Linked DNA regions of Mus musculus: region 1 is linked to region 2. A link is a loop called in an ENCODE intact Hi-C map of the cell type or tissue named here. Cell type or tissue: heart. All regions are shown on one strand. Each heading gives the region's core, and the rest is flanking DNA. Links, peaks and the distances in the headings are about the cores only. Region 1 holds the start of Tspan11 (tetraspanin 11). Region 2 overlaps Tspan11 (tetraspanin 11).

The links. Peaks named below come from ENCODE experiments on the same cell type or tissue, not always from the same donor. Only the 100,000 strongest peaks of a DNase experiment are listed, where the experiment ranks them.
Region 1: it touches region 2 in a loop (7-fold over the local background); 1 of 42 quality-filtered maps calls a loop at or near these places.

Annotation. Positions count from the first base shown.
Region 1 is chr6:127,877,197-127,893,251 of GRCm38, reverse strand. Tspan11 (tetraspanin 11) reads right to left here and starts at 5,630. Exons shown (of 8, transcript NM_026743.3): 1 at 5,374-5,630. It overlaps Gm38901 (a long non-coding RNA gene), which reads left to right and starts at 15,922. Exons shown (of 3, transcript XR_003956522.1): 1 at 15,922-16,055. In heart, for the core only: a CTCF peak has its summit at 7,988 (motif pointing left); a DNase peak (open chromatin) is centred at 5,541; H3K4me3 peaks cover 1,700 bases; H3K27ac peaks cover 859 bases; H3K27me3 peaks cover 1,308 bases.
Region 2 is chr6:127,943,421-127,959,475 of GRCm38, reverse strand. It overlaps Tspan11 (tetraspanin 11), which reads right to left. Exons shown (of 8, transcript NM_026743.3): 7 at 15,683-15,769; 8 at 6,445-9,683. The coding sequence ends at 9,624. It overlaps Gm15870 (a long non-coding RNA gene), which reads left to right and starts at 14,623. Exons shown (of 3, transcript XR_003956523.1): 1 at 14,623-14,954. In heart, for the core only: no CTCF peak of the experiment used is centred there; no DNase peak of the experiment used is centred there; H3K27me3 peaks cover 2,136 bases.

The sequences.
Region 1 (16,055 bases), core at 3,659-11,658, 65 kb after region 2:
CTTGAATCTCAATAATCCTGCTGCTTCAACCTTCTGAGTAGCTGGCACTATAGACATGTGCCACTGCACCTGGCTTTCTTCTGAGCCATTTATGTATTTTCTTGTGCATGTATATATGTATGTATTAGTGACATTGAGGATTGGACTTATGCACCCCTCTCCCAACACACAACGCATAACAGAAATGCAAATGATGAAATCAGAAAGACAGAGACCTGGACATAGAAATAAAAACTTTCACCATGTCCCCATTCTGCTGGAAGGGTTTGTTCTGTCCTAACTGGGACACCACCTGCCTTAGTTAGGGTCACTATTACTGTGCTGAAACCCCACGACCAAAGCAACTTAGGTAGAAAAGATAGTTGGCTTTTACTTCCATATCACTATTCATCACTGAAGGAATTCAGAGCAGGAGCTGGTGCAGAGGCCATGGAGGCGTGCTGCTTACTGGCTTGCCTACATGGCTTGCTCATTCTGCTCTCCTATTGAATCCAGGACCACTAGCCCAGGGATGGCACAACCCACATTGGGCTGGGACCTCTCTCATTAATAATTAATTAGTAAAATGCCCATTGGCCAGATTTTTCTGGAGGCATTTTCTCAGTTGAGGTTCCTTCCTTTCAGATGACTCTACCCTGTGTCAAGTTGGCATAACACTAGCCAGCTCACCATCTTAAAATGACCCCAATGAAAGCCAAATTATGGGTCCAGGCAGCTTCATGGCCATGCAATCAGGGTAGCTCACAAGGCCATGGGCTCTGAAGGACCCTAGTCTGGGTCACTGTTCTGCTGTTGGTAGCTTGAGATGCTTAACAATGCCACCTTTGAACTTGAGTTTTATTCGTAAAGCCCAATGGTCCAGCGGGACATGGATGTGGGAAAGGGACACATTTGCACACATTTCGTCCCTCCCTGCTGCTTCACGTGGCACAAGCCCAGGATTCCGAGAGTCCGCATAAGATAAGGTGTTCCATTGTAATTGTCCTGAGGTTCCTGTGCTGGAAGCAGAAACTGCTTCCAATGCACGTGGCAGGGCCAGCATCCTGAGAAGCAGGTTGTCGTGCCCCATCTTCCTCATGGATTGCTTCCTGCAAGAGCTAGTTGTTTGCATGGCAAATGAAGCCAACACAGACAGTGGGTGAGAAGACAGAACCTGACAGGGCCCCAGCTCTCCTCGGGCCCTCTTTCCTCTGTAGGAGCACAAGGCTGAAAGCTGTCGCAGTCTGTGTCTGTAGAAGGACATGAGCTACAGCTGGACCTGTTTTGTGCATCGCTATCCTTTCAGTAAGAGCCAAGCACACCCATAACCTGTGCACTGTGAGAGCTGGGTGATTTCCAAACAAGTCAAATGCTTTGATGTTGGCTTTTTTTAACTGGGAATTGCATGGCCGAACGCTTAGTGGCAGAAGTCACACTGGTCACTTAAAATCAATCCTTCTTTACTCAGAATGTCATTTAGTGTTAGGAGATAATAACATGATGAGCCAAGAGAGAACAAAGGAGAAAGGAAAGGCTTTGGGTTTCTGTGTTCCTACTGGTGTCTCCTGCACAGCGAAGTGGACTTCTGCGTTTCCGTGCTGAAGTGTGTCCCCCAAATTATACGGTGGTTCTGACTGGTGGAAGAACTCTTCCCAAGATACATCGCCAGTTACGACTGGCACTCTCTCTGAAATGCCCATGCCATAAGCCTTCAGTGGATATCTACTCTCTGTTAGTCAAGCTTTCTGCTAGTTCGTAGGGCTAAAAGGATAGATCATCCCATCTCGTCTTCAGCTGATTCGGAGGGACACAGGTTCAAAGCCAGGGAAGGCTGAGGTGGTCTCCAGGTGCCGGGAGGCTGGTGCCCACCCACCTGAGGTAGCTCTGAGAGCGATGCTTCATTGCAATATTTCAAGAACGCTCGGAGAAATGGAGACCCTTACCTGACTAAGTCTCCATTTCCTCAAGGCCTCAGACATACTGGAAAATTGCTGTCCCCAGCCCAACCTTTGCTTTCCTTCTCTGTAAACATCCTCGAACCTGCTCTATTAGTGAAGGGCCTAAACTGATGGCTTAAAATGAAAATGATATAACATAGAAAAGAATACAAACATGGCACAATTAAACCACCGGGTGCCAGGTCTTTTAGGTTTTTTAAAACTAAAACAAATATCTTGTGTAGGTTAAAAATCGATTAACAAAGGTCCTTTAAAACATGAAGTCACATGGGGTAAGGCTGAGAAGCCCTGAGGGGCCATCCTACAGCCTCACTATAAGGGGAGCCTGCTCAATGCTTCAGACCACAGCAAGGACCTGCCCAGAGAAGTCTGCCTCACATTTCCAGAACCCTGTGTAATAGTCTCAGTTCCTGGAGAGCGTACACTTTTCAAGAGGGTCGTAGAAAAGGCAGGTTGAGGCTGTTGGATGGGGGCTGCACCCCGCAGGTGTGCTTGAGGAATAGCATCTTAATTATTGTTATATTGCTGTGAGGAGACACTCTGACCAAGGTGACTCTTATAAAAGAAAGTGTTTAGCGGGGGAGGGGGGCATTTTTATACTTTTAGACAATTTGAGAGGGTTAGTCCATGACCATCACACAGGAAGCAGACTAGTATGGTGCTGGAGCAGTAACTGAGAACTTTACAACCTAATCTGCAGGCAGCAGGCAGAGAAAGAGACACCAGACCTGGTATAGGCCTTTGAAATCTCAAAGCCCACCTCCAGTGATATGTCTCCTCCAACAACACCACACTGTGACATCTCCGAATCCTTCCCAATGGATTTACCAACTCTACCATAGTCAGGGACCAGAGGAGATGTCCCAAAGGAAAAAAAGGCTGGTCTGTGCATAATTCATAGGACTCCACCATTCCCACGTCAGCCACAGTGTGCAGTACCTGCCTGCCTCATGCACGCCATTCTGCCCACAAAGCTATCTTCCATCTACTTCACTGAGGTCATCAGACAAGACCCAAGGCCTCTGCCAATCGTCCCAGCTGTCCTCAACCAGTCCCACACTGCACTGGAAGAGATCCCTTCCCAGATCTACAGAGAGGGAAATTAAAGCACAGTGAGGTCAGGGGACTCATAAAAGGTCACACAGGAGGAAGGGCAAAGCCGGGACGGGCCTGTGAGTGTCATGTGGTTTCCACCCTGTTGTTTTTCCATCTCTTCCTGGGAGTGAGGTTAATATCATTGACCAGAGCTTAGGGGAAGCAGTTGTATCTTCATAGATTCCTCAGGACCTGCAAGTGCCAGGCTTATGGCAGACACTTGATGAATACATGGGGCATGCGTACACTATACAAGTCACCTCCTCCCCGGTTTTATCTGCCCTGTATGTGGTGTTTTATCAGAACCCAGGAGCCCACAGGGTTAGCCAGAACAGGACCAGGTTATGAGCAGCAAAGGTGGCCCCTCAGAGGAATTCGTAGAACATCCCTGTTCTCATTGCTCAACTCTTTTGCTCTCTCAAACCACCCAGAATGAAAGAAAGGCCCCAAGGACCTGGCTGACACAGTACCAAAGACCAGAATGGTACTGAGGTTGATTGTTGACCAATGGGAAACAGCCACAGACTGAATCCCAGATAATACTTAACTCTGTGATTCTAGGCCCCCATACCCAGGGCTTTTTCCTTCCACAAACATTAACTAAATAGTTACTGTGAGGAAGTCTCTGTGAAGTCTTAGGTGACATCTAAGGGTCACAGCCACCTAACCATGTCTTGGTGTTGGGTACTGTCTGAATATCAATGCTGAAACCCTCCCACCTCCTAACTGCACTTGGGTCTAAAGCCATGCCAGAGTCCTATACCACAAAAGGCAGGATTCTGCAGGTAATATCCTAAACCTGTGAGCTTGGGGAACAAACTTCTTTGCTTTCTACTTTTCTGGGGAGCAAACTGCAGGGGGTCCTATGGCTAAAAGCAAGATGGCAGACCAGCTTACCTACACTCTTCTGAAAGTGTGCTTTCTGCAGAGGTAAGATGCTCAGAGTATTTGAAGACCATGCAAGCCTGTTTTTCTTTTTTTCCTGTGTCACAGAAGATATTTAGACAGAAACTATGTGAGGCCTGTCTGTAATTCCCACATTTCCAACTAAGAGTCCAGACACAGGCTCCAGACAGACACCCCTCTTGTGCTGAGGGTAGGGGCTCCCTCTACCACCACTGACCAAGCAGATGCAGGCCACTAGGACACTCCCAAGCTACTAGCGGGTACTTGTGTTCCCAGCGCCGCCCCCTTGCTTAGAGCCCCATCCCAGGCATCTCCACATTGTTCCTCCAACCACCTAGGTGACAAGTAGGACCTGGTCAGTGGCCCCACTGTGTACAGTACGCCATGGAGCTCTGATAACTCTCCTGGGATACAGTTTTGGGACATAGTCATGGCAGCTAAACTCCCTACTAAGTTCTGGTCTAAGCCCAGGCTGCCAAACTCCACCAGCTGTCTCATAGTGATTCATTAATTAAACACAGACCATCTAGTCTTGCTCAATCCTACCCTCTTTTTCTCCCCAAGACCCTACGATACTGTAACTCTACACCCTGGAGTGCACTTAGGAATTTTCTAGAAATTGTTTCTTCTTCTGGTACCCCTTCCTACTTCCTGCCACAATATGTGCCACTTGCCAGCCTCTGGTTGCTTCTTCCTGTGCTCTCTGCAATCTAAGCCCAAGTTAAGACGCCAACTAGTCCTCTCCCTGCTTTACAACTAGTCACATGTGGGCACTGCATAATTCAAACAAAACCCCTACATTCCAGAATCCCCCTCATTCTCTCTTCAACACAGGAAGCCAAGCACGTAGACATAGGTGACAAGGCCTGCCTAACTCAGTTTCCACTGATACACAACAGGGCCCAGGTGGATAGCTCAGCCTGGGACGGCAGACTGCCTAGGAACAACCAACCCCCCAGTGTCCTAGACTCAGCAGCTGCCAGCAGCTAGCAGACCCTGTTTTGCATGGGGTCCAGCAGCCACGGACTTGGCATTTTGCCTCTGCTAACAAACAAGAGACAGCCCCTAGTATTTGGGATTAACAAAGCGGGGGGGGGGGGCATTTGACGGAGGGCCAGTCATACACAGGACACTCTGTATGGCCCAAGCTATCAAAGCTGGGCGCACAAAGTTAAAGGCAACCCAGTCAAGAAAGGCAAGGCAGACATTCAGAGTAGTACCAACCCCACCCCTACCCCGCTGAGCACAGTGCGACACCCATGCGCGCACCCACCGCTGCCTCATCCTCATCCAAGGGCAACTTTCTTGGCCACTGAGCCCCTCTGGGGTCGTGCCAGGGACGGGCAGCTGAGCTGGAGGAGCCATGCCAGGACGGCTTGGTGCTTTAATGTCAACCCCACCGGCGCTCTTGTCTCCCGCCGCCACCTGCACTTACCCGGCCAAAACCGCCAGGCTGGATGCAGCGAGGGATCGGGAATCCGGAGCTGTGATTGTGGCTGTCCTGGCCACAGCCGCCCGCTCCACCCTGCGCTCCTTGCCCACTGGCCCGCGGTGGCTGCTGGCTGCCCCTCTCACTCAGACTGGGGGACGCGCCCACAGGCCCGGGGCGGGCGGGACCGGGGCTGCTCTTTGTTTGGAGCTGGCTTTTTTTTTTTCCCACCCAAAGCAGAGCACACTGAGCACTCGGTCCTGGCAGTTGTGCAGAAGTGGCTCCAGGAAACTTGTGAGGAGGGGGTGGGGCTGAAGAGAGGCGGATGGCCCTCTGTCCCGTCCCACCCACTCATCAGTAATCACTGTCCCAGACTTAGATTTATCCTCATGAAGTGGGGGGAAATTCCAGGATCCCGGAAGAATTGAATCCATGACAGGTTCCTTGGGATGTAGGGACAAGCCTCCCACTTCTCTCCTCACTCCTGAGACACAGGAACCGGTTTTTTTGGGGGTGGGGTGGGGTGGGGGTGGGGAGTCAAAATCCTGCGGACCATCATTTCTTTTACCCTCCTTGGAACCAAAGAAAAGCCAGATCCCTTTCCGTACTGGAACACAGTGGAAGGACAGACAACCAAGACCCAGTCTCTGCCAGTGGGTGAGGGTGAAGAGTTGCTGACCGCCCTCCCCCCCCCCCCCAACACACACACACACTGCCCGGCCAGTGGGTGAGCACCCTGTGTGATTTACTAAGAGGAACAGCCCGTGCTTAGCCAGCCTTGACTGCAGTGAGCAAGGCTTGGTAGCTTATTAATTTTTCTCCTCGCAATGCCACAATACCTGACAAGAGAAACTTAAGGGTTTGTTCTGTCTGGAAATTCGAGTGTGCAGGGGATCACAGACTGAATGGCACTGCCACCAGAGCAGGAGTGGCTGGTCACTGAGTGTTTGACGGCAGGAGGCAGAAGGGGCAAATGTAAGCGCTCAGTTTGCTTGCTTTGTTTTTCTTTGTTATTCAGATTCCCATGTAGCTGTTTTCACACACAATCCCTCAGTGAAACCTTTCTGAAAACATCCTCACAGAAGCACCGGAAGGTGCGTTTCCTAGGTGACTCTAAATTCAGTGAGGTTGACCACTCAGTCGCAGGAAGCAGGCAAAGCTGAGGGTTCCTAGCTACGGAGGCCAGCTGGCTGCTAAGAATGCCCTGTCACAGCAGAGATGAGATAGGGACTGTCTCCTTCGGAACTCATCCTGAGAGCTGGCGGCTAGGGTTCAGGGACATGGGGCCTTTCAGAGCATTTGAGTGGTAAGGACTCATTTCTCAGTTCCCGCAGTGGACTGGTTACTCCAGTGGGTGGATTATTTCTATTTCGTTTTTATTTGTGTGAATGTATGTCCATGTGTGTGGATGTGTTCATCTGTGAACAGATGTGTGTTCGTGTGTATACAGATGCATGAGCATGTGTGTGTACAGACCAGAGGTTATTGTATAGCATGGTGTTGCCCCTTATTTCTGAAAGAAATAACTCCCCTCTTTCACTTGCTACCATGACCTTACACAGTATGAGGCCCTTGCCAGACATGGCCATTTGTTTGTTTGTTTGTTTGTTTTTTGACCCGTAGAACATGGGCCATAGACTTTAATTCTTTATACTTTGTTCAGTCTCAGGTATTTCATTGAAGCAATGGAAGATGGGCTAAGAAAGTGGGACGGAGGGACTCAGAGGAGGTCATGGCTGTAATCTCTCTGAGAGATGAACTGGGGATGCAGGTGGTGAAAGGAAAAGACACAGCAGAGAGGTCTACAGAGCTGTGCAGCAGAAGGAGGAGCCTGTGAGATGGGGACCAGGGGCAGCATGAGCCAAAGGAAACCTCCATCTCCTTCAAAGTCCTTTATAGCAGGCATTTCACCACAGGGATGGAAAGTGGGGTGACACACTAGATACAGCAGGTGGAGGGGTGCTCGGATATGGATCCTGGACCCACCGGCCGAATGCAGAGCACACAAAGGTGACTCTCTTGGTTCTGCTCTAGAGGGCTCTGAAATCCACTCCAATTCCACAGCTTCCCAAAGAAAACCCTAATTCAAGTCCATTCTCTGCCTAACCTTGTTTGCTTCTGTCTTAAGGTGTTGTACCAGAAGTATCTTCTAGTGGTCTCCTGCATGCAAATCTCCATCTGTTGTGCCGTATGGCAAGTATAGATAAGGTCTTGGCTTATTTTCTGTTGCTGTAAAAGAATACTCAAGATGAGGTTATATTAAAAGAAAGAGGCTTGTTTAACACATGGTTGCACAGGCTGGAGGCCAAAGATAGTGAGGCTTCATCTCTCTGGCCTTTTGGCTATGGGGTCACAGGGGAAGGGTTAATGGCATAAAGGCCAGGAGCAGGGCTTGGATTGACTCAAATGAGGCAATTCCAAGGAACAGGGATGGTCACAAAGGATCAGAGAAGCTGCCAGTAAAATCCAAGGCAGACAGGCCTGGAGAGGGGTTAAGAGTCCTGGCTGCTCTTCCAGGGATCAGGACCTATTCTCAGCATCCACATCATGACGCAAAACCATCTGCAATTCCAGTCATGGGGATATGGTGCCCTCTTCTGGCCTCCACAGGCACAGGAATGCATGTGGTATTGACACGTATACAGGGAAAACACTCAGACACATGAAAACAAATAAGTAAATAAATGCAAGGCAGACTGGACAGTAAAGAGGAGGGGTACCAAAAAGAGGGTGAGAAAATTTGGGGGCCATCTGGGGAAGGGTGGGGTAGGCTGAAGCAGGGAGAAGTGTGGTGTGTGGGGTAAGGATGAAGGGGAGTTGATACTCATGAGAGTTATTAATAGATAACAGTAATTAGAGAGAGAAGACTAGAAAACGTCCTGGAGATTCCTTTAATGATCTGGGACACCAGGATATAAGGAAACATCTGGGTTAACATATTCCGTCTCCAGTAATCTCTCTAGTGACATTAAGTATCTAGAACAACAACAACAGCAACAACAATAATAAAACCCCAGCAATATGTAATTTGAAGGTTTCTGGGAGCCATATTTAAACATATGAAGATAGAGAGGTGGAGAGGGGTAATGGTTAAGGTTACAGACCCTCAGACATTGGGAAATGTCATTGGGAGAGGGTCTGTTGCGTGGCATGGCGGGTATTGCTAATGTCTAAATTTATTTTCTGTTGCTGTCACATAACACCTGAGACTGGGTAATTTACTTTTGAAAAGAAATCTATTAACTCATGGCTTTAGCGACATAAGTCCAGAATGATGTGGTTGTATTTGCTTGCCCCTTGGTAGGATAAGGCTAGAAGGGGCTATGAAAGAGAAGATGGGCAGAACAGGGCAGACACTGTACCATCATGCTCTCAAAGAAAAGAACTCAGGTCTCAGGAAAGGTCCCTCTTAAAGGCCCCTCCTGAGAACTCTGTACTACCATCAGATCTCAATCAGAAAACCGTGTTCAAACTTCAGGCGCCCATCAACAAACACAGCACATTTCAATAACGTGAAGGGAGAAACCTTCAAAGTGTTCACATCGCACAAAAGAGTCAAGTGTTGGGGGTGCTGAACGGGTGGGTTAATTGGGTTTTATCAAGCCATCTCACATTGCATTAAAAAATCATAATATCTCCCACTAGCCTGTAAAAATACGCAGCTGTGATTTGTCTGTGCAAATTCAACAGGTAAAACACCAGGCGGAATTAATTTTTGTGATGTGTTTTATTTAACGTGATGCATTCAAAAGAGTATCAGTTCATGTGTGTTAATATAAAAATTAATGGTGTGTTCATTTACACGCTGGCTTACTCCGTGTCCCAATTCTGGCGTTCACTGGTTGTGGGAGAGGGTGGTGTTGGGGAGGGAATGCAGGATTTTGGTGTGCGTGCTGGCCCACCAATCGGTAGCCCCAGTCCTTGACGTGCATGCTGGCTCACCAATCGGTAGCCCCCAGCCCTTGACGTGCGTGCTGGTCCATCAATCGGTAGCCCCAGCCCTTGGGGTGCCAACTGTTTGCGTGTACTGTTGCATCTGAGTGGAGGTACTGGGTTGACCAGAGTTAGATTCCGACTGCAGAGCCATCTGAAAGCAGAGTGGACTGACACTCAGAGGCGACGTGAACACTTGAGCTTTCCAGTTGCAGAATCAAATACTGAGTTTTTACATTAAAGTTTAGGTTGAATGAAAAAAATAAAAGAAAGCAAACCAACCAACCAAACACCCCCTTAAAACCAACAACCAACTCCACCCCCCTACAAAACAAACACCCCCCCCCCCAAACACCATCACCACCAACAAAAAAACACAAACGGATGTTCTTGACTTCCATTCTGCACCCGTTTTTGCTCACTGGCTACATCCCAGTGGGCTTTGAATTTCTGATCCTCCTTCCCCATCGTTCAAGCGCTGGGATCCCATCCAGGCTTGAGCACTTGGACCTTAACACATCTGGGTTGTTTAACAGCTGCACGTGCCTAAGGGCTGTGGTATCAGAACAGGCAGGCACAGAACATGAAAGCAGCGCCTCCTTCCCCGCGCGCCCTCTCTTGAGTACTTGTGGACCTTCAAGCATTCACAGGTCAGGAACTGTACAACTTGCATTTCTCCACCCTGGAACATCAACCTGTCTTTCAGAACCTCTTCCCATCACTACCTAGGAGACTTGCAAGGCAAAGAAGGTTTCCTTGACAACCCAACTCCGGCCCTGCTGCCAGCCTTGCTTGGTTAAGCTGCTCCTATGGCCCCTGAATTGCTGTGTGTAGACTCGTGCCCATCCCTTCTAGGAGAAACCAGTCATGTTCCTGGAGGCAGTGGGAGCAATGCAGACACAAATCACAGATAACTTGCTAGCCTTAGTGATGGTGCTTCCTCCCGACCTCGCAGAGCAGATGAAACTGGCCTTGGTTTCTTCATCCACAGTACATGTGGGACTTGATTTCAGCAACTTCCGCTCTTCCAGGAAGACTGGGGGTGATCAGCTCCTAACTGTTGACCAGTGGCAACCCGCCTGTATTTGACCATGAACTTGGAAGCTGTTCAGTTTTCTACCTATGCCTAATGCTTAGTGCGTAAAGAAATGGTGCTGGAGCGCAGTCTCACGGTGTTGGTGTAGGTTCCAGGAGAGGGATGTTCCTGCAGAAGCCAGAGCTGCTCTGCGGTGCGCTTCTGTGACACCAAGGAAAATTAGTTGCACTGATCAGTCAGTACTGTAATAATTATTGATTTTCATTAGCAATATGAAGAGCACAGCAGAAGGGTCTGATTTCTCTCTTTCTTTCTTTCTTTCTTTCTTTCTTTCTTTCTTTCTTTCTTTCTTTCTTTCTTTCTTCCTTCCTTCCTTCCTTCCTTCCTTCCTTCCTTTCTTTCTTTCTTTCTTTCTTTCTTTCTTTCTTTCTTTCTTTCTTTCTTTCTTTCTTTCTTTCTTTCTTGGCATTCCACATGAAATACCTCCCAGTCTGCTTTTCCCATATTCTTTAAAGCAAAACATAGGAAAAACACATGTAGACACAGCAAACAAGACAGCAAAGCAAATGTATAGATAATAAGCAAAATGATGCTTAAATACATGCAGCTGTGAGTTTGGGGAATGCTCTCACCCACTCTTAGCTTCTCTGGGGAGCTCCCATGGCTTGCAACTGGATTGTAAGCGTTCTGTATCAACGGTCACAAGGGTCACATGCCTGGGAGGGAGGGACGGGAGGGAAAGAGGGAGGGGGAGAGAGAGAGAGAGAGAGAGAGAGAGAGAGAGAGAGAGAGAGAGAGAAGAAGAAGAAGAAGAAGAAGAAGAAGAAGAAGAAGAAGAAGAAGAAGAAGAAGAAGAAGAAGAAGAAGAAGAAGAAGAAAGGGAGGGAGAGAGGAAGGATGGAAAGAGGGAGGAAGTGTAGAACAGCCACTAGCCATAAACTCTGTCCATAAGCCATCAGGAAGGAGGAAGGGAGGAATTGAGAGATGGAGGGAAGCTTTTGTGTAAACCCCACAAATTTCCCTGGAACTTTGTGCTACACAACATTTTATGTGATTATTTTTTAAAGAAGGTTTTCAAAAATATTCTAAAATATATTTACTACTGGTTAATTATATATGAATACAATGTTTTTAAGTCATAATGAGCAACATCTACCTATGTATGTTGCAGGAGATCTGATCGATCTAAAAGGTTGAATCAAAGATTAGTGCTGTGTTATCTGAGAAAACATCCTTTGAATAGTAAATCACATTAAAAGTCTCACATGGTTGGCAGCTTATCAAATTTTTTTTCAGATAAGTTCCTAAAAATGGAAAGAGAGAAATGGTTTGTTTCTTAGACACTCAAGTGTGTGTGTATGTGTGTGTGTTGTATGAGAGGATATATATATATATACCAAAGAATTCGTTATCCACTGATGGTCACTCATTACTAGAATTAAAGCTATCTGTTGAAAAATATTAAATATGACTAAAAGAATTATAACTAAGTTACATAAATACCAAAATTGTTAAAAGAAAAAAAATCCACAGTGCCTAAAAATCTCACTTTTAATCCATTTGAGAGTCAGGCACGGAAGAAAGAGAAGAGAACAGAAAAACACCACAGACAGGAAGTTCAAATGTGTAAAGCCATAAGTCCCAATATACCAGTACCCAGGATTAAAATGATTCCAATGCTGACTAGGTAACACATCAGCTTTTCTCCCCTTGCTATAACAATATGCCCGAGAGGGTGACATGTCCAGAGGCACAGACAGGGAGCAATCACAAGGCACGTCACAGCCATAGAGTCTGTCATTCATTAGGCAAACTCCACAGTAGCTCCAACGGCAACACAGCAACGATGGCTGTGCAAGTGACCTAACACAACCAAAGGTTTCAGGGACACACTGTCCAGCTGAGCAGCCCCTAGTCACATAGCCTGGCCAGTAGCTGGCCACCACGTTGCTGATCACATTGGAATGAGTGCTGGCTGATTTGCACCCTAGGGGTAAAATACACAGCAAATGTCTGCAAATTGGAACAAGTTTTACATTTTTCATTAATATTTTAAAACATTGATCACTCAATGAAAAGGTCTTAATTTAGGTATGAGTTGAGCAAGACATTTTCAAATTAATCTTGCCCTGCCATTTTCTCTTTCTTTCTTTCTTTCTTTCTTTCTTTCTTTCTTTCTTTCTTTCTTTCTTTCTTTCTTTCTTTCTTTCTTTCTTTCTTTCTCTTCTTCTTCTTCTTCTTCTTCTTCTTCTTCTTCTTCTTCTTCTTCTTCTTCTTCTTCTTCTTCTTCTCCTCCTCCTCCTCCTCCTCCTCCTCCTCCTCCTCCTCCTCCTCCTCCTCCTCCTTCTTCTTCGAGTGTGAATGGTTACTAGAGATCAAAAACAAGACTGTTCACATTGTTCTTTGGCTGAGCAGCAAGGAAACGGGTTTAAACTGACATGAAGTGAGAAATGAGGAAATTGTATAGAAGAACATTTTTCACTTGGATTTTTACACATTTTTCCTCTGAGTAACATTTATAAATTGATCCATTACCTGACCATAGGACCATCTCAAACGTGTCTAAAAATAGCTCCTACATAGGCTGTGGTATTTAACCACAATGCTTTTTCTTGGGCTAAATGCACCTTCCTGGTGTGTGTTGAAGGACTGTTGCCCTCCACGGTGGCTTTGAGAACCGGCCTTTTCAGGGCAAAGTCTGTGGCCTGACCTTGAAGATCAGGCTCTGCTTCTCTTCAGGACTGAGTTATCCGAGGTTCTCCACTGTCTTGTGTTCCCAACTCACATGGTTTGATGCTGCTTTTGAAGGCCCCTCAGCAAAGCAAATGATAGCAGATTAGCCTGGGAAGAACCTGTCTGTGGATTTCTTCATTATTGTGAGAACTGGGCGGGGCAGCACCGGTGGGTGGGGCAGCATTGGTGGTCGGTCCACGTGTTCTGCCTTATCCAGTTGATGATACTGAGTTTCAAGGCTTTCCCTTCCAATTCAAACTTGGGGGTTGCCTGACACTATTCATTTCTTGTGAAGTTTATTCATGTTTGGCTGGAGGTTTTTTCCCTCATTAATCTAATATTACTTTCTAAGTATCCAACATTGGTATTTCTAGTCAGCAGCAGCAGCCTTCTATCATTTCCAGCTGTATCACTCATTTATTCTTTTTAAAAACGGTTCATTTTTATTTTTATGTATGTGCCTGTGTGAGTCTGTCACTTGAATGCAGTACCTACAGAGGCCAGAAGAGGGCAGTAGATCCCCTGGAGCTGAAGTTACAAGTGGCTATGAGCTGCCTGATAAGTGTGCTGGGAACTGAACCCATGTTTCCCCGGAAGAGCGGAAAGTGCTCTTAACCACTAAACGGTCTCTTCAGACCCTACACGTTTATTCCTTTTCCACAATATAATCTCTGTTCTGTGTCAAGATGCCGATTTGGATATTTATCTTAGAACCAGTCACCTTCCCTAATAACAGTTTCACAGTGCAGTAAGCCCTGCTGTATCATGAAGAACAATGCAGAATACGTGTGTGTTTCAGTGACACAGTACTCGGAAGAACTGCATGGCTGCAAGGGATTTTTTTTTTTTAATCATGGAGTCATCTCATGAGAAGGAACAGAATTTTTGGAATTTCACCTAAAAAGGGATTCACTGTCCTATTGCTGTGAAGAGATACCATGACCAAGGCAACTCTTCAAAAGAAAGCATTTAATTGGAGGCTTGCTTGCAGTTTCAAAGGCTTAGTCTATTATTATCGTGGTGGTACACATGGTGCTGGAGAGAAGTAGTAGTCTTGAGCCACATCCTAAGCCATAGGCAGCAGGGGTTGGGCTGTGGGTTTCAAAAGCCCACCCCCAGTGACACACCTCCTCCAACAAGGCCACACCTCCTAATCCTTCTAATCTTTTCAAACAGTTCCACTCCCTGGTGACTACACATTCAAATATCTGAGTCTATCAGGGTCATTCTTACTCAAACCATTACAGGTTGTTGTTGTTTTTGTTGTTATTGTTGTTTTTTTGTTTGTTTGTTTGTTTTTAATAACTTAATTGTCTCCCTTTTCCCTTAACTTTCCCCCTCCTCCTTTCTTAATCAAATGTTCCACTAAGGTCCCTGGTCTCAACTATAAGTGATGCTGGCTTTGTGGGCATGCGGCCACAGAGTCACTTAACAATGCTCCAGGCTCAGATGCACCCAGACCTCCACTGACTGTTTTGAAATTTCTGACAATTTTGAGCAAAAGTCTCCATTTTTGCCCTTTTAACCCACATTGTAACTACCAGGAAACTGGTCCTGAATAAAGGCCGTGTCCTGTCCTGATACAGCTTCATACCCCTTAGCTGGCGCCATGCATTCTTTATCCCAGTGACAAGCCAAAGATGAGGGCTGCAGAGTGAGCTAACACAAGCCCTGACTGGCTGTGGTGGGGCTGTGGGCTGAGTTTGTGGGTGCTCAGCGGTAACATGTCCTCCTTGTCGAATCTGCTTGCTCTCAGGGCCATAGGTTCCTGTCCTACCGCAGGCTGCTCAGAACAGAAAACTCACCCTGTCTTCCCTGTTTGTCTAGCTGGCTCCTGTGTCTAGAAATACCCTTATGCTCTGTCAGCATGGTCAGTTCTCCTTGACCTTGACCTTGTGAGGCAGGGCTTAGGACATGTCTGTTTGTTTGCTTTCTGATTTCTAAAACAGTAAGTCTCCAATATGAGTGTGTGTGAGAGAGAAGGGGAGAGTGAGTGAGAGACACAGAGAGAGGGTGTGGGGGAGGGAGGAGCTGGAGCACACGCACGCCGTGGTGTGCACGTGGAGGTCAGGGAACAGTTTTGGTTATTGTCTCCCATCTTGAGGCTTTGGCTGTATGCTCAGGCCAGCTGCCCCATGGCCTCCTGGGAGTTGCTCTGTCTCAGCCTCCTGTCTCCTCACAGGAGCCCTGGTGTCACAAATGCTCACACCATGTGTCCAGCTTCGATGTGGGTCCCTGGGATTTGTGCTATGGTCCTCATGCTTGCCCGACAAGTGTGTTTACCCATAGTTCCACCCCACTGCTTCAGTAGGACTGGGTCTCATAGAGACTACAAGGCATCCACTATGCCATGTTATCCCTCGTTCTTCCGGCTGTCTTGTTTTTAATACGTGCTTGCGTGTCTTGTGTGCTTCATTTTCTTATGTCCCAATCAAGTCAGCTCACCCAGCTTCCCTCCACCAGGTGACAACGCATGTGGCTCTGCACGAGCTACCGCTACTTAACATACAGAACAAACTCATGGCTGAGACTTTGACTGAAATGGAGCAGCCCCCTGTGATCAGGATCGGTTGCAGAGGTTGTTAACTGCGAGAGGGCTCTGAATCACAGGAGTACTGTGCTTAATAGGTAGTACTGGTGCTTAGTAGGCTATTCCCACTGGACTACATCTACCCACAAATGTTGTACAGGAGTGGCATTCAAAACTGAGACCTCTCTGGTTCGGGGCACTCTGGGACCACATCAGGTCAGTAGGGAACTGATACAGAGCAAAGCCTGGGTTCCACCCATCTTTCTTTCTTCTTCCAGTCCAGTGCTGGCTGCTAATGGGCTGGCGAATGTGGAATGAATTATAGAGTGCTCAAGCAGACTCTGCTAAAACACTGCAGCGTGACTTGGCTGTTGCTGAAAGGCGTTTCCCAGGCTGGTCTGCTGGCTCCTAAACATGATGTCCAGCACACTGATAGGACGTGGGAGATTCCTGTCC
Region 2 (16,055 bases), core at 4,758-12,757:
GTGTTATTTATCTGACAGGAGCACTTTAAGGAAGGAAGAATTCCTTTGGGCTCACAGTTTGCGGGTGCAGTCTATCATGGCAGGAAATACAGGGCGGCAGGATGTGAGTGAGCTGGCCGATCCATGTTTGTAGTCGGGTAGCAGAGAGAATGAATGTTGGTGGTCTACATGCCTTTCTTTATTTAATCCGGTCCTGGATCCCAACCCGTGGAATGGTACCATCCACATTCAGGGTGGGTCTTCTCAGTTACATCCCTGTAGACATGTCCAGAGGTGTTTCCATGGTGATTCTAAGCCCAGTCAGGTTGACACTAAAGATGAACCACAGCAGCGAGAGATCATATTGTCTGGCCCTGACTGCAAGAGGTGGCAGAAGTTCTTGTGTGACATCGCCAGATCTTGGTGTTTGTACTGCTACTCAGACTTGCAAAATACTCCCACAAATATCATTCAGAGCCTCTAGACCCCAGACACCTTCCTCACCTGCATGCCTTAGAGAAGTACCATGGAGAGAGGCAGAGCTGTAATTTGGGGATTGAACTGGGAGCCCCAGCTAGTCTCTGATCTTGTCTTGACTTTGCCATCAACAAAGTGAGAATGATGCCTATCATACAGATATGTGAAGATGACATAAAAGAATTTATGTTCCATTAAAGCTTCATCCAACTTAAAGAAGAAAATCATGGGAGTGGGGAGGTGGCTCAGGAGTTAAGAGCACTCCGTATTCTTGCAGAGGACCCAGGTTTGATTCCCAGCAGTCACATGGTAGCTTCCAACCATTCATAATTCTAGTCTGAGGGGATCCAAAACCCTCTTCTGAGTTTTGTGGACACCAGGCACACATCTGGGGCAAATGTCTTCATACAGGAAAAAGACACATACACATAAAAATGAAAATAAATCTTTAAACATTTTTAAAAGAACAAAATCATGTCGTTGGCCAGAAAATGGTTGGGTCATCGTATTAAATAAGGCAGATTCATACAAATATCACACTTTTTCTTGGTATGTGTAATCTAGATTTTATTGAAAGAAAAAGCTATAAGGAGTTATAAAAGAGAGGGACCAAAGAGGACACAGAGGGATGACCACAATATGACCCAAACTTCCCTTTATACGATGAATGCACACTATTAAACTTAGAGGGGCTGGAGAGGTGGCATAGCAGTTAAGAGCATTGCTCTTCCATAGGTCCCAGGTTTGATTACCAACATCCACACGGGCAGCTCACAACCATTTGTAGCTCTAGTTACAGGGGAGCTGATGCCCTCTTCTGGCTTCTATGGACACCAGGCATGCACACCGTGAACAGAGAAAACCACACCCATACACATAAAATCAAAATAATAAAAAGGTGTAAAGGTATCCAGCTTGTTCCTGGACTAGTGCAAATACTGAGTCCTGAAACTAAAGGCAGGGTCCACAGAAAAACATTACCCATTACCCAGGCTGAAAGCCAGGGACACAGGAGGGTGATGTGGAGAGGGGAGTAGATGTTTTAGGGAGAGACAGAGGGGTGGAGAAAGAGAGAGGGAGGGAGGGAGGGAGGGAGGGAGGGAGGGAGGGAGGGAGGGAGAGCGAGAGCGAGAGCGAGAGAGAGAGAGAGAGAGAGAGAGAGAGAGAGAGAGAGAGAGAGAGAGAGAGAGAGAGAGAGAGAGAGAGAGAGAGAGAGAGAGAGAGAGAGAGAGAGAGAGAGAGAGAGAGAGAGAGAGAGAGAACATTGAAAAGAGCTTACTAGATATGCATCCAGGGCCTTAGCTCAGCTCCAGCTGGCTCAGCACCACCACTCAATAATCCACAGAAGTCAGATTAAATAAATGTCATTCAGACACAAAAATATTGACATTTTCCCCATCCCTTCAAGCATTCAGCAAGATGGGGAGGCTCTCTGGATTTGCTGAGTCTGACAGTCATGAGATGGCCCATTGTCTCCCTAAGCCAGGAAAAAGAATAGCAGTACTCTGCAGGCCTGCCTGCAGGGCCAACTCTCTTGCCTGAAGATCCCCCCATAAGAAATGCTCCTTTGTACCCTCAGAGGCCAACAGAGAGCTGAGGTGCCTCTGGGGTAGCTCAAGGCACGGGCTGCTCCCTCTCTGCAGCTCTGGGCATAGAATAGAGAGGTGACTTGGTTGAGGAAGCTCCCGACTGGATCTTGTGGTCAGCACCTGTTGCCCAGAATTTTTTTCTGGGTAGAGAGTTTTGGAACTTAGTCTGGGCTGATGTTCTGTGAAGCCCTGCACCAGGTGGTTAAAGTGAGAAGCAGCTACCTTTGTAGCTTAGTGGCATCAGGAAGCCCCCTGTCTTTTGTCTGATTCCTGTTCAGACTTTCTACATTGAATTCCTGGAGTTTGGACATATCCTTAATATATAGAAACATATTTTTCAAGCAAGACCTATGCTACTACCTAAGGACTCAGCCATGCTACTACCTCCTGGCCATCCAGGGCAAGCACGCTGCATGTGGCATCTGGATGTCAGCTTAGGGTTTTCTAAAGCAGTTAGAGAATTTGAAAGTCTGATGGAGGACTGGGGATGTGGCTCAGTGATAAAGCACCTGCTTAATGTGTGGAGGCCTTGGGTTTTATCCCTTAACACCACAAACAAAACAAGCAAACAAGCAAGCAAACAAACAAAAAACAACCCTCAGACCAGTGGTGGTTGTTCAACACTCTTGGTCATGGCTGTTGTGGTTTGGATCTGAAATGTCTTCCACGTGTCCCATGTCTTGAATGTTTGCTCTTCAGTTTGCGACTCTATTTCAAAGGCCGTGGAACCTTCAGAAAGTGGAGCCCATCTGTAGAAAGGAAGTCATTGAAGGTCACACTTACCCTTGGTGTCAGTTTCTGCTTCCTGTCAGTCACCAGTGAACAAGCTGCTACCACAAGCCCTCACGGCCACAGACTGGCGTGTCTCCCGGATGCGATGGACTGAAATCTCTCAGAACCCATGAGCCCTAACAAACCTTTCCTCTCTCAGGTTATTTCTGTCAGGCAGTTTGTCACAGCAATGAGAAAAGTAATGCCCTGATTTTGTGAGATTCTTACTACGGTAATAGTGTTTGCCCCTGGCTGATGGGCAGGGTGGATTGCAAGCCAGATGCACATGCCTGATGCAAGGGCTCTGCCTGGGTCCACAGCTGTTGTCTTCTTTCTGCCGGACTCATTAGGATTCCAACCAGAGGCAGAAACAGGAAAATGCAGCAAGTGATCCCTGTATGTTTATAACTAGGCAGAAAAGAGCTCCAGGCTCCATGAGCACCTTCCCTGTGACATCCTGTTAGGCACCCAGGGCTGCTATAAAGTGCTGGCATTTTCTGGGAAGTGGTGGCACATGACACATGACAGGCCAGCCTGAAGCCCCAGGCAGATCTTGCCATTGCTCATGCCGCCTGTGCACCTTGTCAGCTGCCAGAGCCATTTACACAGCAATTGTGAGCCACCATTAGTAACAGCAGTTGTGAACATCATTAGTGACAGTAGTTGTGAACACCATTAGTGACAGCAGTTGTAAACACCATTAGTGACAGTAGTTGTGAACACCATTAGTAACAGAAGTTGTGACACCATTAGTGACAACAATTGTGAATACCATTAGTCACAGCAATTGTGATCACCATTAGTGACAGCAGTTGTGAACACCATTAGTGACAGAAGTTGTAAACATCATTAGTGACAACAGTTGTGAGCACCATTAGTGCTGCTCGTCTGCAGTGGGGAAGAGTGTGCAATACCACTTACTTTCCTTGGGTGTGTCTGTGCACTTGTGTGCACATGTGCACACTCATAGTAATACTGAAGGGTAAGCAGAGAGCTCACTCTAGTGGGAGAGAGGACAATAAAAATGTCTTAGACCAGGGCCAATCCCCTAATTCTCTCTCAAATACCAAGGGGCTCTGCTGTGATTGGCCAGGCCCTGGAGCTCCCTAGTAGGGTAGATCCCCATGTATGGGTGGCCCAGTTCCATCCGTACATGGCAAGTGGCCAGACCTCCTAGGATTGCTCACAGTGAGTCTTCTCGGGTCTCATTCCTCCAGGAGTCCCTATGTCTTAGGGTTCTACAGCCCAGCTTACCCCACCAGACCTCAGCTACTCCCAGAAAGAGTAGCAAATTTAGGAGGTGGTATGTTTTCATCCAAAAAGACAAAATACTGTCTTCTACTCCTATATCAAGAAAGCTGGTGCATAAGCAAGCATTCCAATCTGGTTTGCTTTCGGTTTTTTGTTTTGTTTTTTATTTGCTTTTTTACTTATTACACTTGTGAGAGGGGACATACGTGCTGAGCTTGCTTTTGGAGGGCAGAAGAGAATTTTGAAGAGTCAGTTCACACCTTCTACCGTGAGGTCCAGGGATTGGAGTCAGGTCACCAGGCTTGTCGCCATGTGCCTTTACAAAGCACCGAGACGAATCACCAATTCCTTTTCTGTTTTTATTAAAATTTTAAAAGTGTATTACTTTTACTCTTGGAGACATGGTCTTACTATCTATTCCCTGGCTTGCCTGGAACTCACTATGTAGATCAGGCTGGACACATACTCAGAGATCCATCTGCCTCTACTTCCTGAGTGTGGGGATTAGAGGTGTTCATCACACCTAGCCTGTTTGATTTTCCCCACTCTCTGACTTCCCCTCCCCACTCTGTGTGTGTGTGTGTGTGTGTGGAGAGAGAGAGAGAGAGAGAGAGAGAGAGAGAGAGAGAGAGAAGAGAGAGAGAGGTGTGTCAGTGGGTACCCATGATCCACGGTGTGTGTGTGTGGAAATCAGAAGGCAGCCTCAGGGATTAAGTTCTCTCCTTTTACCATGGGTTCTGAGGCTCCAACTCAGGCTGTCAGGTTTATGCAACAAGAGCTTTTACCTGTGGAATCATTGCTTGTATCCCTTCCCTTCCCTTCCCTTCCCTTCCCTTCCCTTCCCTTCCCTTCCCTTCCCTTCCCTTCCCTTCCCTCCCCTCCCCTCCCCTCCCCTCCCCTCCCCTCCCCTCCCCTCCCCTCCCCTCCCCTCCCCTCCCCTCCCCTCCCCTCCCCTCCCCTCCCTTCCCTTCCCTTCCCTTCTAGCAGATTGCTACACTAGCTCAGGGTGGCTTGGAACTTGTTGAATAACCCAGTCTGGCCTCAAACCTTTAGCAATCCTCCTGTCTCAGCCTCTAAAGTACTGCCCCAGGAGGAGGCCGATTCAGTGCCATCTCACGTCACGAAGGTAGCAGGTACGCCTTGTAGGAAATTGTGACCATGCTCCCTGACTGAAGACTGGAAGCTGGAAGCAGAACACACTTGATTCAGCTCTCTGCCTTCGTCAGCAGCCTGAAGTGTGGGATTAATGATACTCACAAGCAGAAGAGATCATTCAAGTACATACAAGTAAACAGTGAGATGCTGAATGAGCGGCAGCCTGTTGCCGAGGTAGGGGAGCCATGACCTACACGGAAGCTTCAGGGGCGCGCAGTGCATTCTGTGAACAGAGGGCCCAGGGTCTCCTTGCACCACCAGATCGGCAGAAGGTGCTCCACGGTAAAACGTCCTTTATTATTGACTCCATAAGGACAAGGCACTTGAGCATGCACCCATCAGGAGAGAGGCACATCCCATAACTGGAGCTTCACTGTAAGTGGCAGGTTAAGGCAACTTCTGTCTTTGTAGCATGTCTAATAATTCACATTCACGGGCCAGCTAGACCCAGGAGCCCATCCGGCTTCCAAACAATGGGCCCTCTGGAATCTCTGTCAGTACTGGCGTGGGATACAAGCAAGTTTCACAGGTGTGTAAGCAGTAGGGGAAGGATGACAGAGGCATGGCATCCAGCTGGACATGCTAGAGTGACCAGGAGGCAGCAAAGCCACCCCAAGGCATATAGAAAAGGGTGGTATCTGGGAGTCTAAGGGGTACCTTTTCATCTGACCTACTGACCAAAGTCATAGACTCAGCGGGGCAGGTGTGTTGAGCATGCACCGTCGAGAAGCACGTACACAGCTGGTTGCCAACCACTCTGTGGCTGGCTTCATCCCACCCTCTCTGTGGACCCAGGGGGAATCATCTCAGGTTGCTCCATATGTGACTCAGGCCAGGTGGCCTGCATGACTTTGGGCACTTGGAGGCTCTGACATCTGAAGGAAGGGGGCAGTGTCCTCACGTGGTCCATTCTGTGGCTCAGTGTGGTTGTCCACTAGTGGCATCACCGCTCCCTGGGGACTTAGCAGGAATGCCACTTGTTGGCTCTGGGTTGAGCAACCCTGGGAAGGCAGAGTCCTGTTCTGAGGGCTCCTCTGGAGGTGCTGAGGGGGCAGCAAGTGTAAGACACATTGCACCGGCCATGGAGGGAGGGCATAAGAGCCACTTGGCAGCCACAAAGCTGGCTGCTTTTCTCCTGAACAACTTCAGCCGCCCTCCCTTCTCTTGCCTCTTTGCCCCTAGCCTAGTAGAGCCAACAGGCAAGGGGGCAATTTCAAAGCTGGCAGGTTCTCACTGATCCATTTATTCAAAACCTTGGAAGCTGTCCAGAGAGGCAGATTCTGAGTTCAAAGTGGCTCATCACACTGGCCTGCTGTGCATACCCCCACATCCGGCATCTTTAGGAGCTGAGCCCCTATGGCCATGTGAAGGGTGAAGGCACTCAGGACAAAAGTCACCTTGTGTCCACTCAGAAACAACAAATAATCAGAATAGGAGCTTGGGAGCTGGGCAAGAAGGTAGAGGAGAGCCTGGCCTGAGGGGAGTCTCAGCATCAGCATCCAGGGCGCCTCCATACCTGGGTGACTCTGAGTGGATACAGTGTGATCCCCACATGGTGTGACTCCCATCTTTATGGAGAGTGATCTCTAAGACAGTCCCTGTTCTCACTATCATGGCTCTGAAGGACCCCAGAGTGTGCTCCGGGCCATTCCTATGAGCCCTGGCCTTCTTAGCTGCTCCAGAGGACCTGGTTGTCGTTCCGAAATGAGACAGGTGTCTGCTTTAACAGAAAGCTGTTGGGATCGGCCATGCAGGATGCTCCCATCCAACCTGGGAGGTGTCAAGGCTGCCACTACTTGGCCACACCACGTAGGACACTCTGCTCCTGAATACCTCCCTGGCAGCTGTGGCAGCTGGTGCTGGGGAGGAGAGGCACCCAGACAAGATTTCTTTAGGTCCACCTGACTGGGGCCATGGCAACAGCAATCACCACTGATGTCCAGCTTGTCCAAGCCTTAGTTTCTTCATCAACAGAATGGGGACTATAGCACATCCCGTTGGTGTCACTATGAATAGCATAGTGAAGAATATATACATGCCAATGGTGCTATGGGGTGAGGGTGGGGATGCACTGTTGGGGAGGGAAAGGGACGAATGCATGGAGACACCCCATCTGATGTCATAGACTAAGGTCCATCCTTGTTCCCCAATACTGGTCACTGGGGGATTTAGGGGTGGGCTGTGTTTTTGAGGTGGCCACTTTGAGTTTAGGGAATGGTGGCTCACTTATATGCTTAGAATGAGGGTCCACTGGCTTGAGCTACACCAAGTTCAGGGCCTGGCATGGGACCCCAGTATGTTTTGTGCTGACCCAGGACTGAGGGTGACATTCTACAGGTGTGTCCTTCCCTTTCTCTAAGAAATCCAGACCGATAACCTCGGAACAGGGCCCCGTCCCTGAGTGGGAAATAGGTAGAAATACTCTGGCATGAAACTGTTGGGGACACCTCACTACAGACTTGGCTCCAGCCTTCGAAGCTGCTGGAACGAACCTGGCCTACTATGTGCTTCATGTCCTCTCACCCCATCTTGTCACCAAGGCTGATGTATGGTCAAGGTAGTCACATTTGGGGCTGTCTGCTCACTCTGTGGCTCTGACTGAGTGGATGCCTCATGCTCTCCTGGACTACCTCTGCATCAAGTCTGTACCAACAGTGGCTGCTTATCACCTCTGACCTCATCTCCCTGATGAGCCTACCAAAGCAGATGCCTGAGGCCACAGTATTCCTTTGCACACTATCACCTCCCTCAGTGCCTTTTTGGGGAGAACATTACCTGGGCCCCACCACTTTTCTTCTCCATCCTCCATCTACAAGCTTCGGAACCACAGCCAGTCTGAGTATCTGCGTGAATCCTGGGAAGGTGGAGGAAGCTGAGGTTTTTCTCTGAGCCATATGTAGTGTAGTCTGGGATTTTGGGGAGTGAGTGTCTTCTTCTTAGTGTTGGTCCTTCAGGTGAATAATATAAGCCAGTCCAGGCTCCGAGTAGCCCCTGGAGAACGCCAGTGTGTAGGAGGCTGTCTGACCTGAGAGCCTGATGTTCCCTCTGTGCACACAGCTACTTCCTGCCCTGAGAGTGGAATTCCACCTGTGCTGGTGACTGCAACCAGTGGCCCTTAGTCCACCCATGTGTGGGTGGGAGCTCATCTCTCTCCAACAATTGACCCAGATCAGCAGGATCTGGGGTCACCACAGTGAGAACTGAGCCAGGTAGACAACCAGTTGGACACTTTTTGCTGCTGCTGCTGGTTCATGTCGGAACTGAGGTTTGTTATTGTAGAGAGATGAGCAGGACCCAAGCAGGGAAGACTGAAGCTAGGAGTGGAGCCCTGGTGTGCAAAGCTGCCTACAGTAATAATAATCACAGGGGGGTCCCTATGGTTGTCTATGATACCTACTATCAACCTTTAATTTTTCTAGAATTTTCTTTCCGTGTCTTTTAACACATGAGTTCTCCTTGAATCTCCTGTGTCATTCCGTGACTAAAGAGAGGAGCGAAGGAAGGGCCGGCATCTACTCCAGCACAGTGGACAAGGAAGTGGAGAATGCATGGAAGAGAAACAGTGAGGTCACAAGGGCACCAGGAGATGGGGTGCAGGCAGAGTTCCTCCTTCCCCGTAGCGTCGCATCCTCTCCTCAGCAGCTGAGACTGTGGTGTGCCCCCCACCTGGTCGAGGAGATAGTTTTACATTCACTAACATTTTAAGCCTGACATTTTGGAAGTCAAGCCTGGGAACAGGACCAGAGGCTGGGGATTGTGACCATCGTGTGACTTTCCTAGGTGTTGTGACCAACCTGCTTCCTTAGTGCCCTGTGCTGTTGGCTTCAACAGCTACCTTAAGATGCCCCACCTTTGATCACTTCTGCCCTATACCTTACAGGAAGGTCTTGGCCAGCTATTCTGTGGAGAGATTGAAAAACCAGCCAGGTTTTGGAAAAGGCTGAGCTAACCTGGTCTGCCCAAAGTGCTGGTTTTCCCAAAGGAGAGCCAGCCTGGGGCCACATGCCAGTGGGAATCACACGCCAAGCCCTATAGGACTCTCAGAGGGACCATCCGACGGCCTTCTATTCCAGACTCAGACACTGAGATGGATCAGAGGGAGATGAGCTCTGGCCCCCCTGTAGTCCACAGCGTCCCAGTGCCTGGCAAAGGGCTCTGGCTGCCTCTGGCCAGGATCATCCCTTGGCAAGGATTTTGGCAGTGGCTGAGTACTTAGGAATGGAGGAGTTAGCTGAGGCCCCTGCCAGTCGGGATGCACAGGAACCACAACCACAGACATTTGGTGGCCTCTGCATAGGGTGGAGCGAGTCCACAGCCCCAGCGATGACTTTGCAGGCCTGGTTCAGGAAGTGGAGATGTGGTCCCTTGGGTGGGCCAGTCAGCAGGGTACATGGGTGTCCTTTAATAAAATTGTTGCTGGAGCCTTCGGTGCAAGCAGCAGGTGAGGACCATCCCACAGATCTGCCGGGTGGAGAGAGAGAGAGCAGAGAGCCATGAGAAGCCAGCTTCTTCTGGTTGGATGCTGGGAGGCAGCTGCTCACACTGGAGAGGGCTGGAGAGCTACACCCCCTCACACCCTGCCCACCAGGAAGGACCTGCGTTTCTCACAGGATCCCAGGAGGGGTTGATGTGGGGCGGGGGTCAGGGATCAAGCTCTGAGAAGTGCTCCCCAAAGAGTATGACTTTTATGCTAGAATAGGCTCAAACCATGGAGCATGGTTGGTTACAAAACACACAGCAGTTCTGTGGGTCTGGATGGGGCCCAGTGGCTGCTATCCCCTCCAGCACCCTCCCAGTTTGTGCTACTGACCGGTGAGCCTAGAGGTTCTCTATAGGCAGCTCCGTTTATCTGGCTCTTCTGTGGTGACATTCCCCACTCACACACCACAGCTGTCTGAAGCATCTTTTCTCTCTAAGATGGCTTCCTGTTTCCTGCTGCCCCAGGGCTCCAGAGCCAAACTAAAGCCCACCACAATTCTGGGTGGAACACCTAAGGTTCCTAGGAGCTCAGCATGGAGACTCTGGCATCCTGCCTGCCAGTACCCCTGCTGGATCCACTGGCTGGATCAGGAGACAGAGGGTGCCACCTGCCCAGTTTCCTATACAGTTCCCATTCCCAAACTACAAAGGATCTGTATTCTGCACCCCATAGTCTTTGCGCCAATGCAGCTCCAGCCAGAGTAGCAATAGACTCATGAAGAGGAGTGTAGCCTGAGGCAGCTGCCTGTCCTTCAGGCTGGCTTCAGGCCATCCAGGTTAGGTTTGTCCCTCCTCATCTTCTTCCTACTCGCCTGCCCTAGGCCCAAGAGGGTGGACAACCAAGGCCACAAATGCTGCCTTCGGCTTTAGCCTCTGTGCTAAGAGCACTGCTAATCCACCTCGGGACTCGGGATCAGAAGCCCAAAGGCGGCTTAAGAGGTTATCTCGCCTCCACCGGCTTTAAGCAGGCTCTGTCACAGCCATCCATTCTCAGTCCTTAGACATGCACCCAGGGACTGCATCACGCTCTTGTCTCCATCCCAGGGTTGGGTGCTTTCACCATGGGTTATCTGGGTCTTTCTGATGTACACAGGGCAGGCCTACGTGTGTTGTGGGCTAGACCCGCCTCTCCTCAGCATGCACTTCACTCTAGATGGTCTTGCAGGAACCCAGCTCCCTGACATACGTGATTTATTTGAGATGGATGCCTTAAACAGGCAGTGCAAGGGCACAGGCTAGGCGCTCTCATCAAAACATGTCCATGCACGCATGCACACATGTACCTATATCATCCTGAACTGGGTGGAAGGATAGTGTGCACTCTTAGTAACATGTGCACAGGTGCACACTTGCATACATACATGCACATGTTGCTCACACATGTGCAATGTGATGAGATAAAGGATGCCCCCATCAGTACACATGTGAAAACACACACACACACACACACACGCACGCACGCACGCACGCACGCGCACAGACGCACAAATCTAGTCATAAGTTCACAGAGGGTAAAGCATGGTAGGTTACTAGGACCTAAGCAAGTACCAGTGTCTTCCTTTTGGCAGGGGGAACACAGAAGTCAGCATGGATGATCCAAGCATGGTAACATGAGACAGCAGAGACATTCCCAGGGGGAGTGCAATATAAGCAAAGGTAGGTCATCTCCTGGATTTGGCTCCTGTCACTCAACTCCTGTCACTCAACTTGCACTGGACACAGGGATGCTACTTGGTACAGCTCTTGGCCACACACGGGGCATTTTTTAAACAGGGAGCTATGGTACTCATGGTTTCATATGAGGTTTCTCAGCAAGCAGCTCGTAATCTTTGGAAAGCATGAAAGGAAGGCCTGGCTTGGCCCCCATGACCTTTCTGTACACCTCAGTGACCTACAGACCCAGCCTCAGCCAGTCTGTTTTCCGGCCTCTAAAACACATCAGCATCCTACCTGTGGGCTGTTGAGGTTGGTTCTGTTTCAGTTGGGTACCTATAAGCTGTGTGACCTCGGGGGTAATTGCGTCCCTCTAAGCCTGTGCTGGCAGGCAAGATTCTTCCAAAGCTAGAAGGTACCCCCTGTCACATCCGAGAGAAGCCAGCAGGCCTTCCAGGACTCACATGACCGGCTGCGTGAAACAGCCAGGCCTTTCCATGAGCTGCTCCTGTCTCCCCATTCACTCTGTAGCCGTCTCCTGCTGCTTCTTGTCAAACCCCCTCAGAATTTAGTATCCACGGCCTCCTCCAAGAATTCTCCCTGGTGTCAGGAGTGGCCAAGGCAGCCTTCATTTTTTTTCCTAAGAATCCAGTGCACAGGCTGATGTTGCCTGACTATAAGGCAATGTCCTGTGTTCTTGTCTGCCCCCTCTCCATGGCTATGACAGCCCCCACCTCCATGGGCAGAGCATGGCCCTGCTACAAAGCTAGTGCACAGTGTGCCTTAGAGCCTCCTCTGCACGTCCCCTGGGTGGGAGGTGCGTCCTCTGTGTGTGAGAAGGATGTCCAGAAACGATTCCTAGGCTACTTACTCTAACCTTTTTAAAGTTTCCCAGCTAGAATATTCTATAAATTACTTTCTAAGATTATGCCTGAGTAGAAGCCACCCACAAGAGAGGAAGCCAGTGGAAAAGAAAGAACATGAGGAATGAGGGGCCTGGTTGGCTCTGCCACAGCGGCTGTGTGGTCGTCGGCCAGTGACTTTCCATCCCTGGGACTAGCTAGCCATATTCAATGTACAATGAATAAGACGGGTCCAGCAGCAACCCTCCACCTGAGCGAGCTTGGGTGTGATTACTCAGTGTGTGAAGGTGCACAGTGGGGCTGCAGCAAGCCTGGACATGCTGAAGAGAAGAGCAAGTGTGTGCCCGGACGACAACCTCTCTGAGTAGAGGGGCTTCTCCCTTTAGCCTTCCTGACATCCAACTCCTGCTCCTGCTTGCAGTCACAAAGACAACGCGGTGAAGCCCACCACACGCCATTTCATTTATACTCAGAGGCCTCTGAGGGGTCTTTTTGTAACTTCTTCTCCTCAGTTCCCCACCTTGCTAGACCCCCAGGGGAATTCCCCACTTAGCTTTCGTCTCCCACTTCCTAAGCCCTCCATACCTCATCTCTGGCTCCATTTAGCTCCTCTGGAGACCCTGAACTCTGAGGAAGCTTTCTTTGAAGATACCCTGAGGTATGGCAGCTTCCTTGGCCATTGTTTGAACATGTACTGGTCAGTGGGCTAGCAACCTTAGCAAAATCTCAGGGCAGTGGAAGCACAGGGTTGCTAAGGGTGGGCTAGAGCAGCAGATTCCAAACAGTGCTGGACACTATATAGGTACCCCAGGGGCATGGGAGCAGCCAGTGGTGGCCCTTTTGCTAGGCCTGCCTCCTGTCTCAACACCAAGAGCTCTCTGCCTTCCATGCTAGCAGACCAGTCTCTGTCCAATGTGGCTGCCGATTTAAAATAATTTCTCCAGTTTCTCTATCCTACAGATAAGGGAATGAAAAGCATTGAGAGAGGCTGTGGCTTCCCAGAGGTCACACAGCAAGACATGGGGATACATTTACAGTCCAGTACAGGCAAGATGCCTCCAGTTCTCAGAAACAAGAACACCATCTTAGGATGGTATCCTGAGCCTTGGTGAATGAATGTGCATGCATTTATGTAAGAGTGTGTGTGTGTGTGTGTGTGTGTGTGTGTGTGTGTGAGAGAGAGAGAGAGAGAGAGAGAGATTGTGTGTGTGTTCTCTGGACCCTTTCTCAAGGCTAAAGGCTGCCTGGAGGACAGGGCAGATTAATGTCCACCTCTGACCAGTAGAGGGCACTCTAACCGAGGCTTCACCATTACCAGCCTCTGCTCAGTGAACCACATGGGAGAAACCTGGGCAAGGAGTGAGATGCAGAGTCATAGTGCAGGAGGTGTCACAACCTGCAGGTACGCTGCCTGCCCAGTAGCCTGGCCCCGAACATTAGACTGGCTAGTAGCCCGAACATTAGACTGGCGAGTAGCACAAACATTAGACTGGCGAGTAGCACGAACATTAGACTGGCGAGTAGCACGAACATTAGACTGGCGAGTAGCACGAACATTAGACTGGCGAGTAGCCCGAACATTAGACTGGCGAGTAGCACGAACATTAGACTGGCGAGTAGCACAAACATTAGACTGGCGAGTAGCACGAACATTAGACTGGCGAGTAGCACAAACATTAGACTGGCTGGTAGCACTGACCTGCTCTGACTTTGGGCTCTGAGCACTTGCAGCCCCGCGCCTGGCCCTCCTCAAGTTCATTACCTTTGACTACAATTTTGCAGACAAAGGCCAGGAAGAAGTGGACTGAGGTGGACAGTGTCCTTCTAGGGCAGGCCCCTAAAAACCTGGGTGATGGGTTCCCTGGAGACCTGGAAATCACCCCAGAAGCTGGAGTGTTGGGCAGCTCTGCCTGGCCCCAGAGCTTCTGTGGGTTCACTACAGGGGCAGAGGCCCATCCTGGAAAATGTAAAAAAGCAAGGGCTATGCCATGTACTTCCCTGGGCTCCCTAGTCTGGCAGTGAGCCTATGGGGAATTTGGGGGAGATGATGGACCTGTGTAGAAATAGAGGCAATGAGCATCTTTTGTGGGGTGCCTGCATCTGTTTGGTAACGAGCCCTGTGATTTGCACATATGACCAACCATCATAGGAGAAGGTTTCATTTTAGGAACCTCAGAGGCTCAGAGATGATATAACTGACCCTAGGTGACGTGGCCCAGATCACCAGTGACAGAATAAGAAGGCTCTCCCCCGAGAGAATGGGAACTTGCTTCTCGGCGTGTGAAACTGCAGCTGGCCCTCCAGTCCCACTAGGCAGGGAGTGGACCTTGGTCCAGAGACAGCCCTACACTGGGAGCCTCCTCAGTCAGATGACATCAGCACTCCATGCATTTCCTTCCCACGGGCCTCTGCGTAGGCCATTGCTCTTGGGAGAGCCGAGGGCCAGAGTGGCTGCAGGTTTAAGTGGAAGGTTCGTTCTCTCTGGATCTCAGTTTTCTTATCTGGGAAGTAGGGAGTGTGCTCAGCTTGGGTCTGGGGTGAGGATCCATTAGGAGGACGAATCTGAAAATGTTCTGAGACCACAGAGTACCAGGAAAGGCCAGCTTGCACCTACCTACGGAGGCACGTGTGCCCGGTGTGGGCCGTGTGCGCTCCCGCACATCCCTGGCTCTTACATAGGCAGTGTGTGGAAGGGAAGATGAGCCTCATTTTGCAGAAGACACTGAAGGATAAGAAGGTAAGCAGTGGCTCAAGGTCATGCAGAGCTGGGGACAGAATGGGATCTCGGTGTCTGAATGTTCAGCCCCTTCCCAGCGCTGGGGTGAGAGATGCAGGCAGGGCAGCAGGATGTGTAGGCCCTTCTAGAAGTGGTAGCCACCACTCAGCTGCCACCATCGGAAGGAAGTAGGAATATACATGAGGACAGGACCACTTTCTGTGCCTTCTCAGCATCTAAGGCTCCTCCATAAGGTTCCTTGATTGGAACAATTGATGGAACTGATGGTCACTTCATTGATGGAGGCTGGAGGAGGGGCATGTGGGGAGAGGTATTGAGAAGAGAGTGTAGCTTTGTCCATCCTCAGGGAGACTGGGCATATCTTTCCGGAAGCATACATGAATACACATGGAATGATGGCAGGTACATGCACACGTATGTGGACATGAGCAACTCAAACACACACATGCACACACCCTGGCATACATGTTTTCACAATCCCAGCAGGCTGTGCTGTGCACACGGGGCACATGCTACAAACCTGACCCCACACTCAGATGTGTCCCGGGTCCCCTAGTTCCTGACAATTCAAGTTGTTTAAGGCTCTCTGGGGGAATGAGGCTGATGCTGTGGTTCATCTTTGGTTGCAAAGGGAAAGGGGGTTGGGTGGAGCAGGGGTGGGGAGAGCCAGACAGGCATGTTTTTCCCCAAGACAGATGTTGAGGGAAGACATTCCCTGCTTCACTTACCTGAAGACAGGCTACCCCAATACCCACCGCTCCCATGAGCAGCAGGTGGTCAGCCACGAACTGTTCCAGCTTGGCCATACAGCCTCCCTGTAAGGAAGAGGTGGGTTACTCAAACCTTGGCCCCAAAACAGGCAGGAGGATTGGGGCATGAGTGACTGTCACCCTGTGTGCAGCCGAGGCTGAGGGATGTCGGTGCTTAAAGGGACCAACCTTAGAATTTCTCCTGGCCATTTTGAGAGCCCCAGGGGATAGGCCATGGTGTCTGAGACTTCAGGGAGGGTCTGTTAATTCTTAGTACCCTATCAGATCTTTGAGGGCCCCAGGCTCTGTGATCTGAAGGTCAAAGAGTGTGTTTGTTTTTTACACTTGCCTG